4 separate regions of the Mus musculus genome follow, and regions 1, 2 and 4 are each linked to region 3. A link is a loop called in an ENCODE intact Hi-C map of the cell type or tissue named here. Cell type or tissue: gastrocnemius. All regions are shown on one strand. Region 1 has its middle 7.5 kb from the start of Ttf2. Region 2 overlaps Ttf2 (transcription termination factor, RNA polymerase II). Region 3 overlaps Igsf3 (immunoglobulin superfamily, member 3). Region 4 has its middle 7.4 kb from the start of Gm32803.

Evidence for each region. Peaks named below come from ENCODE experiments on the same cell type or tissue, not always from the same donor. Only the 100,000 strongest peaks of a DNase experiment are listed, where the experiment ranks them.
Region 1: a loop joins it to region 3, with 4 times the contacts of the local background. A loop is called at or near these places in 30 of 42 quality-filtered maps.
Region 2: it touches region 3 in a loop (2.8-fold over the local background); 32 of 42 quality-filtered maps call a loop at or near these places.
Region 4: a loop joins it to region 3, with 15 times the contacts of the local background. A loop is called at or near these places in 33 of 42 quality-filtered maps.

What each region holds. Positions count from the first base shown.
Region 1 is chr3:100,974,678-100,979,677 of GRCm38, forward strand. No RefSeq gene overlaps it. Among named protein-coding and RNA genes, the nearest start is that of Ttf2, 7.5 kb to the left of the region's middle. In gastrocnemius, no CTCF peak of the experiment used is centred here; no DNase peak of the experiment used is centred here.
Region 2 is chr3:100,961,287-100,966,286 of GRCm38, forward strand. It overlaps Ttf2 (transcription termination factor, RNA polymerase II), which reads right to left. Exons shown (of 23, transcript NM_001013026.2): 4 at 2,770-2,839; 5 at 1,267-2,181; 6 at 415-529; 7 at 1-147. Among named protein-coding and RNA genes, the nearest start is that of Ttf2, 5.9 kb to the right of the region's middle. In gastrocnemius, a CTCF peak has its summit at 2,953 (motif pointing right); a DNase peak (open chromatin) is centred at 2,966.
Region 3 is chr3:101,460,568-101,465,567 of GRCm38, forward strand. It overlaps Igsf3 (immunoglobulin superfamily, member 3), which reads left to right. Exons shown (of 11, transcript NM_207205.2): 11 at 1-2,493. Among named protein-coding and RNA genes, the nearest start is that of Gm40109, 45 kb to the right of the region's middle. In gastrocnemius, a CTCF peak has its summit at 1,884 (motif pointing left); DNase peaks (open chromatin) are centred at 248, 527, 1,352, 1,518 and 3 more places; H3K27ac peaks cover 487 bases.
Region 4 is chr3:101,301,501-101,306,500 of GRCm38, forward strand. It overlaps the pseudogene Gm10355. Among named protein-coding and RNA genes, the nearest start is that of Gm32803, 7.4 kb to the left of the region's middle. In gastrocnemius, a CTCF peak has its summit at 2,789 (motif pointing right); DNase peaks (open chromatin) are centred at 2,787 and 3,742.

The sequences.
Region 1 (5,000 bases), 490 kb before region 3:
AGGGATCCATGTGTCTGCATGCACAGCCACACCTGGTTTCTCCGGGCGCTGGGGATCCTAACTCAGGTCCTTGTGCTTATGTGACAAGAATTTCACTAGCTGTGCCCTCTCCAAGCCCCTCCCCACAGTTTAAGACCATTTTTATGGTCCTGAAAATGAGATCAACCTAATGATCTCCATCTTCAAAACGTTGCCTTCTGAGCATCTATAAATGGAGTCACAGAGCATGTCTATTGCTTCCCTACGTGATGCCTTTGAGATTCAGCCATACTGTCTAGTGTATCAGTGGTCCACCCCAAGGACATCAGAGAAACTAGAATGGAACAGTGGAACACATCAATATTGTTTGTGTACTCCGACTGTAGTCATGCCAATATTTTGAGACATCAAACCATAAACTTTTAAAGCTCTGTATTACACGGCTCTATTTCTATCCCTCTGGGAAGGCTAGCTGGCAGATCTCTGCTGTTCTACTCTGTACAACTAGCATGTATCGCTCTTATGATTTAAAAACTCCAAAAATGCCATTAAAAGCAAGTGCACAGGGAGATGCGACAAAGAGAGTGCACCAGAATCATAATGATTATGCTTATATGAGATGGTAGGATTTGGGGTGCCCTCCCCCATTTTTATTCCCATGTAATCTCATTACACTGCCATAGAGTGGCCTTAGGATAACATGTCTGTCTCTTTCATAATCTTCTATATGTGCGTGCTTCTCAGCCTGGCTGTTTAACCCCGTCCTGTAATTAATCCTTTCTTCTTTGGATCTTTCTATTTCCTCCCACCCTCTGTTTTCTATCTAATTTCATACTTAAGCTAAGTCCTTTCTCCTTTTTGCTCTCTCCATATTAGGTATTTTACTTAATTCTAGCTTGATTCTTGACCCTAATTTCTAATGTTTTTAGTATGCAGGAGTACTCCTCGCTGCTTCCCTAAGGCTATAATCATCACACACACACACACACACACACACACACACACCAGGATGAGAAGGCTGATGTGGCTGTATACACAGTTGCCCCAAGTTGCCTTTTCTCTGGGTGGTAACACATGGCACTTGGGCACAGGCTAAGTTCTCCTGTTGAGAAGGAATGTGTTACCCCAAGTTCTGAAGATTAACCACCTCTGAGCCCCTCCAGATGCTGGGTTCTTAGTGGCTGAGACAACCTGCACAGATCTGGTGATAGCACCCCACAGCTCCTTCCTGGCTTCACCTAGGAGCTGGAATAGAGCAGTCTGCATTGCACTATTTTATTTCAGAGCAAATGCTCACCCATAGCTGAGCGCTCCATTGTTTATACTCAGCACTTAGGTTAGTTATGAGTCTGTGTTAACCATTACCCACTGCACAAAAGAAGCCTCTCTGACCAAAGCTGCGAGCAGCACATGTCTGTGACTATAAACAAATGTTTACAGTGCAGTACGGCAAGATGGCCATTCTGCAAAACAACAGTAGTGGGTTCTCCTCTAGAGTATATGATTCTCCCACCATGGCTTTTGACTAGGTTTGCCACACCAGTCATGAACTCTTTCCTGTGAATCGGGCCTTAGATCTGATCAGAAAGCAGTTGGTCATGCCACACTTTTCCCCAGTATGCACATCTTTCCGGGCAGGTTGGCACTGTAGCCGCTGGGACCAGTGCTGGTGTTAGGGCTAGGGCTAGGGCTGGGGCTGGGGCTGGGGCTGGGGCTGGGGCTGGGGCTGGGGCTGGGGCTGGGGCTGGGGCTGGGGCTGGGGCTGGGGCTGGGGCTGGGGCTGGGGCTGGGGCTGGGGCTAGTTAGCACCACTGGTGCTTTTCTTCTGCAGCAGCCTACGTACCGCCTGATTGTGTTGTACTTCAGCAATGAGGGAAAACGTTTCCTGCTCAGTCCGAGATTGATTTCTCTATGCCCTGCCTCTGAAGTGAGTATCACCTTCAGCAATATGGACAGACATGGGTATGATGAGCAACCAGGAGCAATGGAAAGGTTGTCTTGGGTTAGATGATCATAGTAGCTTTGCATGCACTGTCCCCACCCCCACCTCCCCTATGCTGAACCTTTCCCCTCCTCTGCCTTCATTTCACCCATATTTCACTATCCATCTTCCTTTAAGGCGCTCACCCCTCAGTGGCCCGTTTCTAGTGTCCTGGCTTCCACATGCACTCCACGTTAAACACCCAGAATCCACACGTGGGAGATAGCATGCAACATGTCTTTCTAGACCTGGGTAGCCTCACTCACTGTAGCTTTTCCAGTTCCATAGATTTACCTGTAAATTTAGTGATTTCATTCTTTTCAACTGAGTAATACTCCATCGTGCGTGTGTGATGCATTTTTCTTATCCATGTGTCATGAAAGGCGTCTTGAGTGACTCAATCGCCCAGCTATGGTGACCTGAGCCTCAAGGAACACGAATCTGTAGTTATCTCTGGAGTAGGAGAGAAGTCCTTTGGGTATGTGCACAGGTCTAGGGAACTTGAAGGAATAGGCAATGAATCAGGAGATCTGTGAGATGCTGAGGTTGGTCATGTCATGGCTGTTATATGTATTAATTCATAGCAGCTGATTACCTATGCAGGACCTTTACATGACTGAGACAGTCAAAGGTCTAACATAGCTTGGGACTAGGAAGCTGAGGACCTGCTCTCATCAGAGAGGCTATTGACAGTTGGTAGCTACTGTAGAGGGAAGTCACTGTCCTATGAGGACATTGGAAGGTTGCTCATACTCCAGGGGCTAGTCCCATGCTCATGTGCAGATAGGCAGTGCAAGTTGGCCTCCTAAGTATTAATAATTAAAAAAAAAAAAACAAAACCACAACGTGAAGTTGGGAGGGAGGTGAGGTGGGGGTAGGAGGAGTTGGAGGGAGGTGGTAGTGGATGGATATGGTCAATATACATTATATAAGTGTATAAAATCTTCAAAGAATAAACAGTATTTCAAAAACAAAAGATATATTCAAGAAATACCAACCATCGAAAGCATGATTGACTCTTGTTTCCCCAAGCAAAACTCCCCGGTGGCTCTCTAGTAATTGAAGACAGATATAAACCCCCCTGGGTCCATAGGATCTGGCGCAGTCCAGTTCTCCTTCCTCCCTGCTACCCTCCTGTCTCTTGCGTTCCACGTGCCTACCCCATCCGCCCTCAACTCTCCAAATGCCAAGCCTTCCTTCACCCTAAGGCTCTGGTCACTCTTTACCATCCATCCCCACTGCTTCTCCCAATTCTTCCAAAGGGTCCAGCCTCTCACCCATGAGGCCTCAGCCCAAGCATACGTCAGCCACACTGTGCATCGCCACAGAGCACCTTCCTTGCTGTTCTTTCAGGGAGAGTCCCATTCCTTTCCCACCCAGCACTGAGCACGAAGTCCTTTGTGTGTCTGATCATCCTCTGTCTCTTCCATGGACTGACTATGCGTAAGTGCCAAGATCAGAGACTTGTGCTCAGCACTCGTGCTAAGCACAGGGTGTGAAAACTCAATATATACCTGCCGCATGGGTGGATAAAACGAGAGTGGAAGAACCTTAGCATCACTTATCTTGCCTGCCAGCCCCTTCCACAGCATCCCTAATGGATATGGCACAAAGAGACCTGGTCACCACCGGTTCTTTATTATTATCACATATCAGTGAATTCTCCTGCCTGCTGAGGAGAAACCGTGCTGTCGGCAGTGACTGCCTTCTTGTCATGTGAGGCTACCCAGGGCACAGCAAGTCTTTTCTAGCATCACTTTAAAATTTCTAATAAGCCAGTCCATCCTCTTCGCATATTGCACGCGTGTCCTTTCCTCCAGAGAAGCTGTCCCAGCTGCTGCGATTCTCTCCCCCGTGGTCCCCTTAGTGATGGTTTTCAAGGGAGATTTGCTTCATCCCAGGCATCTTCAATGAGAGCACAGTGGGATCGTTAGCTCCTTTTTCTTTTGGTTCTGACCAGCTTATTATGTGACTCCTCCTTCTCCTCTCTCTCTTTATAGCAAATATGTCATGCTAGTAATTTTTATCGAGTATGCAATCAACCAACACCACAGCTTTCATTTTTCACACATGGACTCAAAAAAAAAAAAAAAAAAAAAAAAAAAAAACCAACCCAGTGCATGTAATTTGCTTGAACTTAACCATGGATTCCGAATTTCATCTTGTTTGTTTGATCCGTCTACTTATAGCCGGTCCAGATCTCTTTGAATCTTATTTCTCAGGGCTGCCTTATTAATACTGTCTCCCCATTGAACACTTGACAAGCCTACCCTCCGTCCCTTCGGGGGTGCTGCCTACAAAACTGCTGAGCCAGGCAGAGCACTCCTCCAGGTAAACATGATGCCACAGTCATTCAGTCAAGAATGGAGTCACAGTGTTGAATCTAGTGCTGTCATTCATGGCTGCTGTCCCTTTGTTGATCAGCATTCAAAACCTTACAGTCAAAGAAATGAGGCTAGTCTGTCTTGGCTTTTTCTTGGTGACTGGCTCCGGAAACAGCCACAGAGGAAAATGGCTCTTCAGGACAAAGCTCTTGCCATATACTAGGGCTGGTGGTTCATTCAACCACATCACCTCCTGTCTCATCAATTTGGTCACAACGTCTATCCCTCCTGCTCCTGGCTCTGTCTGCCTCCCCCTCCGGGCCCTTTTTGGTATTCTCTGAGGTTTGTATGCGTTTGGATGTGGGGTGGGAAGATTCTAAGTAAGGGATTTGCTGCATGCACTCAGTGAGAAGAGCTCGATATTTTGATGAGATCTGAGGCCACCTCCTTACGAACCTCAGTGCAGGAGCCCACCTGAACCACTCGGTCCAGCCCGCCTCTCGTCGCTTCCTCTTTAATACTTCCTCACCCTGTTTCCTGGGCTGACCTTACACCTCATTATAACTGGAAGCCTAACAGTTGTGCTTCCATGCACAGCAGACCCTGTCTACTGTGCCCGGGAGGCAGTCAGGCCACTAAGCTCTGTGACACTTGCTGCCTCTACAGTTCAGGATATCTAAAGGTCTTCTTCCTAAAAGCTTGCTGTCTTCTTACCC
Region 2 (5,000 bases), 500 kb before region 3:
GGCGGCCTGCCTTTAGTCCTAGAGAGCTTGCAGGCTGGATGAGGGGCCTGGGAAGGGGCTGGGGAGGTACCAAGTGGAGAGGGGCAGCAGCAGCTTTGGTGATGTTGCTCTGCTCTGGTTCCTGAGCGCTGCACTTCTCTTTAGTTCCTGTTCAACACACAAGGGAAAACAGACTGAAGGGAGACAAGCAAGTGAAGACCCTAAGCAAATGCAGCCCGTGGAGGCTCCCAGAGAAGCCTGAGCTTCAGCTGTTCTCAGAGCACAGCGTGCAGGAGCGCTGTGACAAACACCAGCACATATCACTAGGAGAACGCCTGGAAGCCAACAATAAGGCAGAAAAAATGAACTCAACCTTTCTCGGAATGTGTCTGACACGTTCACAAACACTGAGTTCTAGGGCAAACCCCATCATACCTTGTTCTGGGGAGAGAGCCAGAGCACTGAGTGCGTCCTCCAAAGCCTGGATTTGCTTAAGCAACTTCTCACCCTTATCAGGGAGAGCCTGGATGTTCACTGCAGCCAGGGTACCCTAAAAAACAGATCCTGTCAAACACAACTGGCCTCTCAAGTTATTAAAGGACAGCTTCAAACTTTTAAATTTGGCTTACTATGACAAAACTCAAAATGATCTTCTAATTATGAATGTAAAAACCAGGATTAAAAAGCAAAATAAGATCCGAGCTAGCACACTAAGCCTACGTCTACACAGGAAAGGCAGGTATTAAGCAGTCCCCTAGAAAGCCCTCTCAGGAATGTACTCAACTCTGCGAGCAGCTCCCAGCTGCCCACAGGAACACCCTGACCCTAGGGCAGTGGTTCTCATCCTTCCTAATGCTTCAACCCTTTAGCACAGTTCTTCATAATGTGGTGACTCCCAACCATAACATTATTTCACTGCTACTTTATAACTATAATTTTACTACTGCTATGAATCATAATACAAATGTCTGTTTTCTGACAGTCATAGGCAATCCCTGTGAAAGGGTCAATTGACTCCCAACAAGGTTCCAACTCACAGGCTGAAAACCACTGCCTTAGAGACAAAGCACAAGTCAAGACTGGCCTGCTGTTTTGGTTTGTTTTCATTATGTGTATCTGTATGCACAGAAACTGTGGATAAGTATGTAAATGTGAGTGAAGGTGCCGAGGCGAAGAGAGGCTGTCAGAACCCTGGAGCTGAGGTTACAGGGGGTTTGAAGCCAGCTGGCATGGGTGTTGGACCCGAACTGGGGTCTTCTGCCAGGGCAGTATACACTGCAGACTCACCTTCTTTTGTTTCAGCTGTGTTGTTAGGTTTGCACGCTGGGCTGCTGGGTCAGAGGAATCTCCCTTCTTGGAAACACCTGAAGCAGCAGGCATCTGTCTCTGCACACTCTGGTCAGAATGCTGAAGGCTCCCCTTCTTCTGTGAGTCCACAGTCGAGTCAAAGAGAAGTGGGGACCCCGGCCTACTGGAAACACCATCATCTTCGCTGTCCTCACTGCTGGAGGTGGCATGGTGGGCCATTCCCGAGCAAAGCTCAGGTGCTGCTGGTGCTTCAGGAACAGGCCTCCAAGTCTTGGATGGTCCCTGGAGAGGCCCCTGAGCGAGCCCCCTCTGGGTGACCTGTGCACTAGGGGCCTCCCCGTTCTTGAGGGGCTCCCTGCTGACGTGTCCCTCTTTCTGGACCTTGCTTTCTGGGTTCTGACCAGGAACACTTGGCACCAAAAGCTGGGTTTCCTTTTCTCTCAGAGTCTCTGGCTTGTTCGGGACCCCTCGACTCTCACTCTCTGACATGTGAGGACCCTTGGGTATTCCTTGAAGCACCTCTCCATGGCCTTGCTTGGAAGCCATTCCTTCAGCTTTCTTAGTTTTGGGCTGGAACTTTGATTTCTCTTGTTCTTCCCTGTCACCTCCAGACTGTCTAGTTGCCACCAGGTCAGATGAGGGGTCCTTCTCCATCCTGCTGTTAGATTTGGGCTTCTGTTCTTTCCTTTGATCCAAGAGCTGCTCATTGTTTTCTCTCAGCTTCTTATCAGCTGTCTTTCTCTCACCTTCTTCGACAAACTGTTTTCGTTCGAGTGTTTTTTGATTCTTGTTAAGCACCCTAAATGGGTTTCTCGGCTGGCTGGGAGAGTGAAGCTGTGACTCAGATGGCTGCTGAGGCTTACTGGTTACAGAGAGTTCTTTAGGGTTAGGATCCTATAGATAATGAAAATAGACATTATAATATAAAATAGGGCTGCCTTGTATCTAAAATGTCCTTTTGGAGGAAAGGGAAACACAGTAAGTACAGTCCGTGCCTAGTATGGCTTCTGCATTTAAAAAGGAAAAATGCCAAATTCACAAGGAATCCACAGCCACAATGTGGATTTCTCTATTTACGAGTGTTGCCTGTTCCCCAGATCAAGTCCCCATGTACTACACAAGAATAGGGCCTCTTTTATAGTCTATATATATATATATATATATATATATATATAGTCTTTTATAGTCTAGGAACCGAGGCATTACATTTAGCTTATATCAAAATCAAGTCAATACTGATCTAAAAAAAGATGAGGCTGTTAGTCTTTCTTCCCTAAGTAGGAGGATACTGGCTGCTTTTATGACACTGGAAGACATTTGTGTAAAACAGAAGGTAAGTAATCAAACTTTGACCACAGCAGTGGCTCTTTGAATGAGCAGCCACAAAACCCTTCAGGGCGCTTAGCGGCAGTGTGACGGACAGCAGCAATCTTACAGACTGGGGTGCTTTCTGTGGGCGGAAGACACATGGGCAATGCCTACCTGCCGCCATGGGACGTTTCCACACCACTGCTTCCCCTCCGCCTTGGTTCTAGCACATCGGAAGAACAGCCTAATGGAGTATGAAACAGGTAATTAAGGTACAAATGTTAAAGAGCTTCATCTTTTACGGGTTTTTATTGATTTTGTGTACGCATGAGCATCTTGCCTGCATTTATACATGTAGTGCCTGAAGGGGCCAGAAGATGGCACTGGATTCCCTGGAATTCGATTCAGGCCTGCAATTTTGTTGTGCACTGCATGATATTATGGGTAATGGGAACAGAATCCCAAGGCTTATTCAAGAGCACCAAGTGCTCTTAACCACTAAGCATCAATCTAAACTCGTAATGAGAGAAAGAGAGAGAGAGAGAGAGAGAGAGAAGGAGGGGGCAGGCCTCACCACAGCCCTAGCTGGTCACCCCTGGTTTTTACGTGGTGCTGAAGATCTGAATTCAGGTCTTCATGCTTGCACAGCTAGCAGCGTATCTAAGCCATCACTCCAGCCCCTGCAGAGGACATTTTTAGGGCTGGAAGTCAAGAATCAAAATGATATGATACCCGAAAGGATGCCCTGGTTTACTCTTTTTTTTTCCCTGTATGAAGGACAAAGGAGAGAGACCAGCAATGGCTGCCAAACAGAAAAAGGATAACCAGATATTGTGTGCGCCAGAAGAGGGGCCACAATACTGTCTGAAAAAGGAAGTAGCTAAACATACAAGAAATACTAGCAAACTCCAAATGGTATCACACAGCTAACTGTTCACAACCTAGGGTCTTTCTGGAGCCCCACCATCGCTGTCGCAGATGAGAGATGGAGCAAGGTACACCCTGGACGTACCGCCAGGCGATGGCATGCCGTCCCAGCTCTCTCAGCCTAACTGCACTCAGCCTCACCACCTCAATTCAAGCTGTCACTCAGAGAAAGCAGCTGTGTTCAGTGGCTGGAGCTGGGTTTGAATCCCAGCAACCACTGGAACTCAGATTCCCTTCCCAACCTCTCGAAGAGCAGACTTACACCCACCTGTAAACCAGCTACTGAGACCAACTACTGCAGTCGGGCATGGAAGGCACAGGATAACAAGGTGCCATGCGGCTCAGTTCTTTGGCAGCTATTATCTCAAAGCACTTTTCCTCAGTCTCCACTTTTGAACCTCCATGGTTCTTTTAATGCAAATTAGAAAGCCACTGGTTGCTATCTACCACCTATAGAGGTTGGTGTTTCTGTATCAAGAGACAAGTGATCTTAAGTGTCAGGGGAACAGGACTGAACCTAATAAAGATTTGCCAGCCTGACTCTACTAACAGAAAACAATCACTCTCCCAATCAATCAATCAATCAATCAATTTCTCTCCCCCCCCCCCATCTATCTATTTTAATCACATTTATAGGCTAGGGAGCTGTCTTAATGAATAAAGTGCTTCCTTGCAAGTGTGAAAACCAAAGAACCCACTTAAAATACAGGTGGGTTTGGTAGCCGACCTGTCATCCTAGCACTCAGGAGGCACAGGCAAAGTGTCCCTAAGACAAGCTGTCACCTATCGAGGCTTGCAAACAGGTGAGTTCCAAGGTCAGTAAGTGAAGTGGAGGGTGACCAAGAGACTCACTCAACACCAACCTCTGGCCTCACACAGCACCCGCACACATCCAAACATATACAAATATACAGAGGCACACACCCCCTTCCTACATACAGAACGACAAACATTCCATTTACAACAGCAGCAGAAACATAACCAGAGGAATACACTTTGGAAAAGGAGTGTAAGAGCTGCATAATGGAAATTATTCAGAAACACTGAGAGAAAAATTTAAAGTTGTACTATGCACCGTGCTCACAGCCTGGAAAAGCCAATATTGATGTCTGTTCTCTCAAAGCTGCCTGTGTAAGTTATGCAACCTCAACAGAGTTTTCTGTAGAAATTTAAGAGGTTGAATCTATATTTGATATGCAAACACAACGATCCCACATTTCCAGCACAATCTTGAAGAAGCTGGAAGACAGACTATTTCATATAACAACCACACAGAACATGTAAATGAAGCAACGGACAAAAACTAACCACCTCAGGCACGGACACAAACTTAGGGTCAGTTTTTTTTTTTTTTTTTTTTAACAAGGATGCCAAGTATTTCGATAGCCTTTGATTGGGGACAGAGACTTAGAACACATAAATTCTAAAACATAGACTATTACATAAAAACCATCATGTGTGTATAACCCCTGCCTTCT
Region 3 (5,000 bases):
CCCAAACATTTTTTCTTTTTTTTTCTTTTTTTTTTTTTTTTTTTTTTTACTTTCTTAGCAAGACTTGAAAAATATGTGTAGCGTGGGCCCAATTTGTATCTTATCTCTTCCTTCAGCCGGAGTTGTTGGAACCACTTTATAGTCAAGATGAAAGCATTGAATTTCGCTTCAAAGGACTGACTGCACATGTGCAGAAGAAACCCTGCAGGACCCTATTAGGAGCAGATGGTGGCCAGCCAACCAGTCCGTCAGGGAGGCAAAAAGGCTCAGTCCCATCATTGCCAAAAAAGAAAAAAAAAAAAATAATAATAAACGAGCCAACCTGAAGGAAGGGTCAAGGGCTCCAGGCGGCACCCAGTTTCTGAGGGTTGCCCTGATCAAAGGCAATGACTGGGGATGAGGGGGGGACGGGTGGTTGTTGGCTTGGCTTTGGCAAGCTTGGTCTCTTGACTTACCCCTGGGCAGGTAGCTTTCTTCTGTAGGTGCTTTGCCAAATTTTCAAGGGGACATGTCTAGTGAAGCCTGAAGGGGCTGCCCTGAGTGGAGGGAGCATTATGGCCAAAGTGGCCCCTGTGCACAGGCCCAGTGGAGTGTGCTGAGCTGCTACACTGAGCTTAGCAGAGTGGAGCGTGGGAGGGCGTCTTAGAGCCTGGTTGAGAGGTTGGAGGAGTGCTTCCCTCTGTCTTCCTTCCAGTGAGCCTTTCCTCGGAGACGGTGAGGGCATCCTTATCCATCGCAGCTCTTCCCGAATCTCAGTGCCATGGAGATATTGTCCTCGGATAGGACCAGGCACAGCCCTTTGCCATTCTTGTTGTCCCCCTGCTTTCAGCAGACAACTCAGAACAGGAGCTGTCACTTTCCTTTGTTAGAGTGTGTGTGTGTGTGTGTGTGCGTGCGCGCGTGTATGTTTATGTTGTTTGGTTGTACTGGTGGCTTTTAATTTTCAGCCCCCAAATCTGAACTCCACTGCCTCCACTCTGTTAAGCCAGATGCTTAGCTGCCCTGGAGCCTCATCAATTGTAAATCCTCCCTTTTGTCACTCTGAGGGTCTCGTGACCCCTCTCTTCCCCATCCTTCAGTGGCCACATCTTCTCTGGGGAATTTGCATCCTGAGTCCCAAGAGAGAGCCCCTTGGCAAAAGGTACCCAGGATTGTGGAAGTAAATTTAAGGAGTGATTTCTGCAAAGCCTTGTCCTGAGAATAAACAGACAACACAAAGGCTGCAGGACTTCCAGGTCATTGGGCCAGGCTGTTATGGATCCTTCCGAGGAGTCTGCTAGGTGTGGGCCGTGTGCTGAGCAGAGAGGGCAGGAGGCAAGATGCAGCCTGACAATCCTTCCTGGCCCTCTTGTTCTCTGAGAAGTGTCCAGGCAGCGCCACCTTAATCCTCCTGTGCCTGCCCTGCTGATTCTCATTTTTGCTGCACGAACACATCAGAGGGACCAAATTGGCTCAGTCACGAAGAAAGAATGTCTTTTGTTCTGTTCCTTCGATTCATGGGTGTGGGCTCTTGGTGGGTAGTTGCTGACTCCTGAGTTTTAGGCTGAGTCAATGAGGGAAGATTGACGCCAGAGGGCTGGCCTGGATTAAGATTTCAGATCAGCTCTGTAGCAGCAGAAGACTCAAGTAAATATGCAAAGCAACCGCAGGACGTTTGCAAGGAGCAAAGAAATCTATGTCAGTATTTTAACAACCGTTTTTTGCGTGTATTTTCTGCAGGGCTGGGGTATGCAATCAAAGTTTAAACTCTGAGCTTTCTATGAAAACAAAACAAAACAAAACAAAAACAAAAAAACAGAAAAGAAAAAGAAAAATCCAAAACCCTCAGGACCTCTCTGTGGCTGGGTCTATGGACATGTGTTGTCGGATAAATGGTGATGGCGCCCTCAAGTGGCTAGAAGGCTTCACTGCATATTGTCTGTTGAGGCTTTTGTCCTCCGAGATCAGAGTACTCAAGAGAGACTCCTGACATCTGTCCTCTCCAGTGTCACATTTATGAGCATCTCCACTGTGCTAGGCCTGTCCCAGGACACTATATGACCACACCCTCTCTCATCGGTGTGTTTCTGTAGCAAGTCTTCATATTTGTTTCCAACAATGGTGTCTCTGCGTTCATGTTGAAGACAGAGATGGGGTAAGAAGACTATCCGTGCATGAAGTAGAGAACTGTTGGTTTGTTTCTTTTTTTTTTTTTAAAGGAGAAGCTATTTGTAAGCCACTGCACAAAGACGTTTTATATACACTGCAGAGACCTGTAGTAAATTATGTTGACAATACGCTGTTTACATTTTCTGGAGTCTGATGGCCTCCTACCCCTCACTGAAGCAGCCACCTCCTGCTGTGGGACTGTGCTCAGTGGGTGGCCTGGAGTTTTGCTCTTGGCACTGATGTACCAGATTCAAGTTTTACACGCTGTAGCTTTTCTATGCATGCCCTCACCCAACCTAAATTATGTTTTTTTGTATAAATGATAAAAAAAAACTTTCTCAAGACACTTTTGCCACATGCTGAAATGTATCACAACTCTACACCTACCAGTTAAGAGTGCAGCCCTGGAGCTGTGACACAGGTGCCCCCCGGGCCTGCTAGGCAGACTGGGAAGCTGGCTTTGCTATGGGTTATGTGACTAGTTTTCCTTTGGTGGGAAATTTGGGGTAAGAAGACACCAGTGAGAATAGCCTTCCAGCTCACAGGGCCTCTGCTGCCGAGACCCAACTGCCCTTCCCAAGCCCCGCTAATGCTCATGAATGGAAGTGGACAACAGGCATGAGAATAGGAGATGGACAGTCCAGGTGGTGAGACTTGGACACCAGTTACTACTGTGGGTGATTGACAGATGCCAACTGAGAAACATTGGAATATTGCAAGCCCTAGAGGTGACCACACTTAGTTGGGTCTTTGGAGTTCATAGGACAAGCAGAGGAGGGGGGACAGAAGGCAGAAAGTAGAGGAGGTCCCCCCTCTTCCTTCCCTCCCTTCCTTTCCCCTCCCTACCCCTCCCTCCCTTCCACCTCCCTTTTCCATCCCGCATCCCCAAGGCTCAGCCCTATGCTGTCCTCTGCACCCAGCCCTATTTGCTGCGTTCTTCTTATCACCTACCTTCAGCTGCTTGCTTGCTTAGCCACAAGTTAAAACTGCAACTGCTTATCCCTCAGGTGCCCACAAGGGTTCCACGTTAAGTCTTAAATGTGTTATTTTTGCTTATGAGGTGAAAACATGGCTGTTTATTTCTTGGGTACCCACAAAATGGTTCCCTGTTATGCATGATTCCCTCCACCCAGAATGCCCTATTTCTACCAGGAGCTAAATTTTAAAAAGGGAAGTAGAGTATTGTATAGTAAGATTACCCCTATTAAGCCCTTGGTTAAGTGAACATGTACCTGCCTGTGAGGCGTATGATGAAAATGACCGTCTGTGTGTGGGGCCTTAAAGGGCTGTGTCTGTCACTATGTCCCACATCCCTATACTTTATAGTTCCAAGTGTTTGGTAAAACTAAAGCCCAGGGCAACAAAGTGGCATGCCACAAAGTGTCGTCTGGGCTGCCTGGGCCATCTTAACCTTCTCATCCACAATTACCCACAGTGACAAGAAGGGACAGCTGGACCACACAACACCAGTCACAGGAGGCACGCACACCAAGCAATCCTTTTAGAAAGGGAAGTAGAGACCGTTCCGGCGCGTGAAAGGAGCTCGTTGGCTCTCTGCTGAATTCATTATGGGGCATCGGAAGCCACTTCTGATTCATGATGTCTGCTAGGCAGGGCCCGTCGGCACATCCATCCTGAGGTGCTTCGTGAGAACATGGCCTATCTCCTAATGAAGGAGCTGGCGCTGCTCACGGGTCAGAGTACACAGAAGGTCTAACAGGTCCATCCTCAGCCAGTACATGGAGACCATGACCCAAGGCACTTCCCCCCCACCCCGGGAGATGGCGCCGTCCTTTCTGCGGCTTGCCTCTGCCTGTACAGACAGCTCTTGTAGCTCGTTCCCAGAACCCCATTCATCTCAGTCCATTCCTGTGTGGGCCAAGGGGGAGCCTTTAGACTCAGCCCCTCACTGCGTCTCGGGTAAGCCATTTATCTTCTCCAAGCCAGCTTGCTCACTGTGAAGACGGAGCCGGCAATCCAGTTATGTCCAGCCAGGTGACATGCTTACCAAGCCCCACCCCCCCAGACTTGGTCCTTGTTCCTTTCCTAGCTCCAAGGCAAAGTTCTGACAGCTGCCTGGTACATGCAGTCTGGCCCCTCCTGCCTTTCTGACTGTCAAGGATGGGGGAGAGAATTTATTTTCTCACATTCTGAGCCACACCTTGCACCTGCCCGGTTCCCAGGATCTACAGGTGATGTAAAGTAGGCTTCATGGGGCAGGGCATCAGTGGATTCCCAGGAACTCCCTGGCAGAAAGACATTTAAGCTTTTAAGGCCAAATTGAGACGTGGTACATAGATCACATGCCTACGTGACTGGGCCCCCACCTGACGGTCAGGAAGATGATGGCAAAATGCATGCTTCATGTTCACAACTTGACAAACATGCTTGGTGTCTGTCTGGACAGCAGAGAGTCCTGCTCACAGAGTAAGTGTTCCCTCATTCTCTCAGCTGTGCAGGGTCAAGCATGACACTTCTCTCTGCAGGAACGGGGACAGCCAGGGAGGAGAAAGGATCCGAGGGTGCACGTCTGAGAATATGGAATGACACCTTTGTCCTGTCATAGTGTCAGTTCAGGACCAGCCCCATGGACACAGCTGTCTAGGGGAAATAGTCCCAGCCTGACACCCCCCCCCCCCCAGGTCTAGTTGCCTTTATTAGGCACATATAACCAAGGATAAATGTTGGGTGTTTTGGGGACAAAGAAAAATGTTGTTGGCTTTTAAGACATGCTGTGGGGCTTGTGCACAGAGCAGTGGCTGGGGATGAAAGGCACAGAGGCAGGGGACTGGTTGTCTACTCAGAATGGGAGAGAGTGTAAGCAGAGCAGGGACTGGAAGGTCACAGCTGGC
Region 4 (5,000 bases), 160 kb before region 3:
GCAGGAGCTAAGAGGCCAGTGGGGATGGAGCGAGCTGACAGGATGCAGAATTAGGAGAGTTGCTCAGAGGGGAGCAGCCAGGTGCTGAGGATTGGGGTACTGCTCTTGCAGTGTCTTTAGGGTTCTGAGGAGAGTAGCTGTCTCCTGTGACTTCAGGTTTTCAAGCCTGACTTGGCAGAGGCAGAGAGACCCCTATGCAGGTTACTATGGGGTTTGAGTGGGAGGATTAGGAGGGTGAGGTCAGATGTAGGGAGAGCTTGGGGTCAGAGGTGGTGCTGGCCTGATTAGCCTGTGGATGAGATGCAGGGGTGGGGCTCAAGCATGACATGAGTGGAGGCGGTAAGATCAAAGCTCTGTTCTCCCGTGTCTATTGGTATTCTACTCTGACTTCATTTTCAGCTCTTCACATATGGTGCTAAAGATGTCTACTGTCAGCTCAGACCTGTCTGGAAGTTCTCTCAGAAGACTAATGCGACCTGAAGTTCCTGGGGAGGGTAGAGTGGGGCAGCCACACCTGTGTAACGGATTCTATATGGCTGATAAATTGACTAGAAGCCCGAGATTGTGGTGAGTTGCAATGTTACAGATCCAGGACTAATTTATATTGGGCTATCTTCAGTCCATTTAATAGTTATTCAGTGCTCACCTCTGGCCTCACATCCTTCGACTATTGGTGACACAGGTTGGAATGAATTAATAGTTTGCTAGCATATACCAGCCCAAAAGATAAGAATGACCTCAGACAACATCTGAAACCTAGAACAGAGACGTACTTGTTTTGTTAGAATATGCCTTGAACTTCCACCAGTGTGTTCAACATTGACCTATGGCTTGTTGTTGTTGTTGTTGTTTTTTTGGTAACTATGAAACCATTTCCATTCATTAGAACACACTGTCCAAGACTGTCTGATTGAATCCATGTCCCAAGGCCATGGTCACCAATATTAGATATTAGACTGGCAAATTATCTTTTATTCCTTCTGAGGTGAGAGCTGTTTTATGTTTACAAAATAGAAGCTTTTTGTTCTAGATGTCCGCAATAATGCCCTCTTGAGTGGGGTTGGCCCGAATCTGTCACATGCTCACCCTGGCCCAAGGAGGATAGTTTGAGGATAGAACCCTGCTGACTATATTCTGTCTGATCCTCACCTGTGGTTCCTAGATTACAGACAAAGTCAGCTTCCCTAAGGCTAGGTGACAGGGGTGGCGAGTGGGTTTGGCGGGTGGGAGGGAGGCAGAGATAATGAGGAGAGAAACCAGAGGTGTCAATCGAGGGAGGAGGATGAATGGCCACCCCATGCTCATGTTGGCCTGGGGTGTTTAATGGGGATGTCCAATGTGGTGTCAACTGATGGTTGTCACACATGGGGGTTGAAGGAAGAGTGGGGATGGGAGTACGGATGTTTGTAGAATAACAGGTAGCCAGGCTAATAGCCATGGGGACTATGGAATCCAAAACTCATTTATGTTGCAAAAGAGTAAGGAGGGGGATTAAATTTTGGATAGGTAAAAGAGATACACAAGTAGCCATGGGGTCACAACAGAAGAAGATAGGAGCCAAATGAGGGGACGGGCAAAATACACAGGGGTGCTGGGGTTGTGGTGGCTTGAGTCACAGATGGCAAAATGGCCAGCATTCAGATGGATGCTCAGACCTGCTACCAACAAACGGGAAGTTGAGTGACCTCGTCACTGCCGATGAACACCTAATTATCTACCAGGCAGAGCCCGCTGGGCATCTAGATCTTTCTGTCATTAGTTTCACCCCAGTCTGTGCACAGCAGCTGAAAGGAAGCCATCAGACAGGCAGCCTCCTTTCTTCCTCCTTGCCCCAGGCTCAGCTTTCCATCCAGGCAGTAAACCGGAAGGAGTCGCCTGCCTGCCCCTGCCGCAGAGGGACTGGAGGGACCTGAAGCCCCTGGGAGGGACTAGAGGGACTCAGAGGAGTCGCCTGCCCCTGCTACAGAGGGACTTGGAGCACTTTGTTTGACTCTAGACTGGGGCTGGGTGTTTTTTGGGCAAGTAGGGACCCACACATAATTAAAATTCAGTCGGGGACTTTTTCTAAATGAGAAGCAAAATACAATCAACATGATCTCCCTGAAGACTGAAGGAGATCTGGAGGGAAAGAAATAACATTTGTGTCTGCAAAGAGAAAGGGAGAAAAACAGGGAATGTAGCGCCAGTTAAAGCAAAGATACGGAAGGGGAAAATAGGAATTAGATCATGCCAGCAATGCAATTAAGGAGAATAAGATGCGCTTTTACAAATATCAGGGGGAAAGGGAGATTATAGAGAGGAAATAAGAGTTAATAAATGCACAGGACCATGAAATGAACGGTGACCACAAACGGCTGAAATGCCCAATTCCACTCTTTGGTGGCCTTTAACTAGGAAAACAAAGGGAAGAAATGGAGCAATTAAAAACTAAGCACAACTTGAGGGAAGTGGCGTAGACACCAGGAGGACAAGCTAGCTAGCTGCTTTGATTCTCAAGCATTCCAGAACACAAGCACATCACGGGCTCCAGGAACAGTCCTGGCCTACACTGGCTCAAGCTGGTGAGCTCAAGGAGCCAAGGGAGGGAGGGACGCAAGGAAGGAAGGAGGGATGGAGGGATGGAGGGAGGGAGGGAGGGAGGGAGGGAGGGAGGGAGGGAGGGAGGGAGGGAGGGAGGGAGGGAGGGGAGGCCCAACTTTCTTAAGCTAAGCAACAGAGTTGAGCTTGAATGTGAAATGACTCCCCCCGCAGGCTCTGCAGTGAGCTCCTCTTGCCAGCTGGTGGCGCTGTTTGGAAGGTCTCAGCGCCTTAAACTAATGAGACCTGGCTGTCGGAATCTGTCCTTAAGACTGAAAGGCTTAGAGGCAGGCTTTGACAGTTCCGGCCTGCAAGCTCTGCCTCCTGGTCTCCACCTGTGAGAAGCCTCTGTCTTAGGCTCCGGAGGTAGTAGAGTGGCCAGCCAGCTGCCATGACTTCCCCACCACAGGAGACTGAAATCCCTCTGAGACCTGTGCCAAAATAAACCATCTCTTCCCGAAATTGTTTCTGTCGGATAATTGTGCACGGCAGTAAAAGCCTGAGCATGGAACTCTCATGACCCATCCTCACACCCCTCCACTTCCAGCTACTCTCCAACTTTCAGCAGAGAGGAAGGTCCAGCCGGTCTTCAGTGTGGTCCCTTCTGCCCTTCTCTCCCCTTCATCCCTTCCTCCTCATTAGCACCTGGGAGTCCAGGACCCTCTCTTGGGGTTTTCCCTACCTAAAGCACACCTACAAGGATGTCTTTATTATTACTATTTTTTAATTGAAGGAAGAATAGCAAGCCAGGAGCATGCTGGGTGAACAGACTGGTTAGATGGGTTTTGATCCCCCCAAAAAGTTTATTTCTGGATCTTGCAAGGTGCTAATATTACCAGGTACTATGACAGGGAGTGGGCATGCAAAGATATGCATGTAACAAGGGCTTAGATGCCAAAGTAAGGACAAACGTGTGTGTGTGTGTGTGTGTGTGTGTGTGTGTGTGTGTGTGTGTGCCTGCACACACCCCATGGTGCTGTGCCTGCATTAATGGTGGGTGTTTAGAAAAGGTGCCCTGGAGGCTCAACTATGAAGAAGGAGAAACTCCATCCTCATAGACCGTGAAGGCTTCTAAAGGTCTCTGTGCATGCTTTTGCTGAATGACCAGAGTTTTGACAGGCGGCAAAAGGCTTGCCTTTCAAGGCAGCAGGAGGCCCATCTGTGAAGGGCAAGAGGCACCCACAGTGCTTGGCATTCAGCACATGAGTAGTCTGCTTTCCACTCTAAGTCATCCCAGCACAGGCTTCCAGGGGCCTAAAACACTCACCTGTTCCCTGCTAGAGAATTTTAGGAATAGATTTAATTCAATTGTCAGGGCAACCCACCTCTTTTTATTACATTACAAAAGAAAAGATTACAGTAGGCAGATGTGATCTTGTCAGTAGCATCAAGGGGTCTCAAGTGCCACCTGCCTGGGATGACAGGGGTGGAAGGGGCATGAACCTTCTCCAAGCCAAGAAAGAGCACTGGCCCAAGGCAGAAGGGCAAGCGACAAACAGCTGGAGGAGCAAGGCAAAGGGGGCTAAGGTTAGGAGAGCTGGAACCAGGAGAACGAAGATGGGGCAGGGACTCAAAGGAAGCTGGGAAGGTGAGCAGCTTCCAGGACAGGCAGGCCTGAGGCCAAGCCCTGTTACTATGCATGTAGGGCGGTATGGTGGTACTTCTCCACTGTCAACCTCAACAGATGTAGAATCACCTAGAAGGTCCACCTCTGGGTGTGACACTGAGGTCATTAGCAGAGAGGTAGAACTGAGGAAGAGTGACCCACCCTGAATGGGGGTGGCCTCATCTCATCAACTGGGGTCCCACAGTACCAAAAAATAGGGAAAAGAAGAAGCATTCATCTCTCTGATGGTGGGTTCAGTGTGACCAGCCGCCTCACACTCCGCCACCATGCCTCCCCGCACCCGACGAACTGTATCCCTCAGCCCACAAACCCTTCCTCAAGTTGCCTGTGCCATATATTTGGTCACAGAAATAAGAAACATGATGAATACTGTCATTCCGTGTTATTTTTGGCCAACTGTTTTTCTTTCCCAGTAGGAACGGGTGAAGGTAATAGTCAAGATCAAAGAAGTAAAAAGTAGTTGTTGACTTGGTAAAACACCATGAGAAGGCAGACAATCAACCAATCAATCACACAGTGTCAGAACTGGAAGGAAACTTCAGGGGAAAAAAAAAATCTCTTCCGGAACAACGTTGACAGCTATTCGAATACCCCATGCGCCCGCGTTTCAGTCCCTGGGAGCAATGCCTCAGAAAGCAGGCCTGGCTTTGTGTGAGAGGTTCTGAACGAGGGAGGGGCTAGGGAGGGACGAGGCTTTCTTTTTTTTTTTTTTTTTTTTTTTTTTTTCTTCATAAAGCAAGTTTATTTCTGCAGAGGAAGTGTCTTATGTTTACATCCAGGGAAGAAGCAGAAAGAA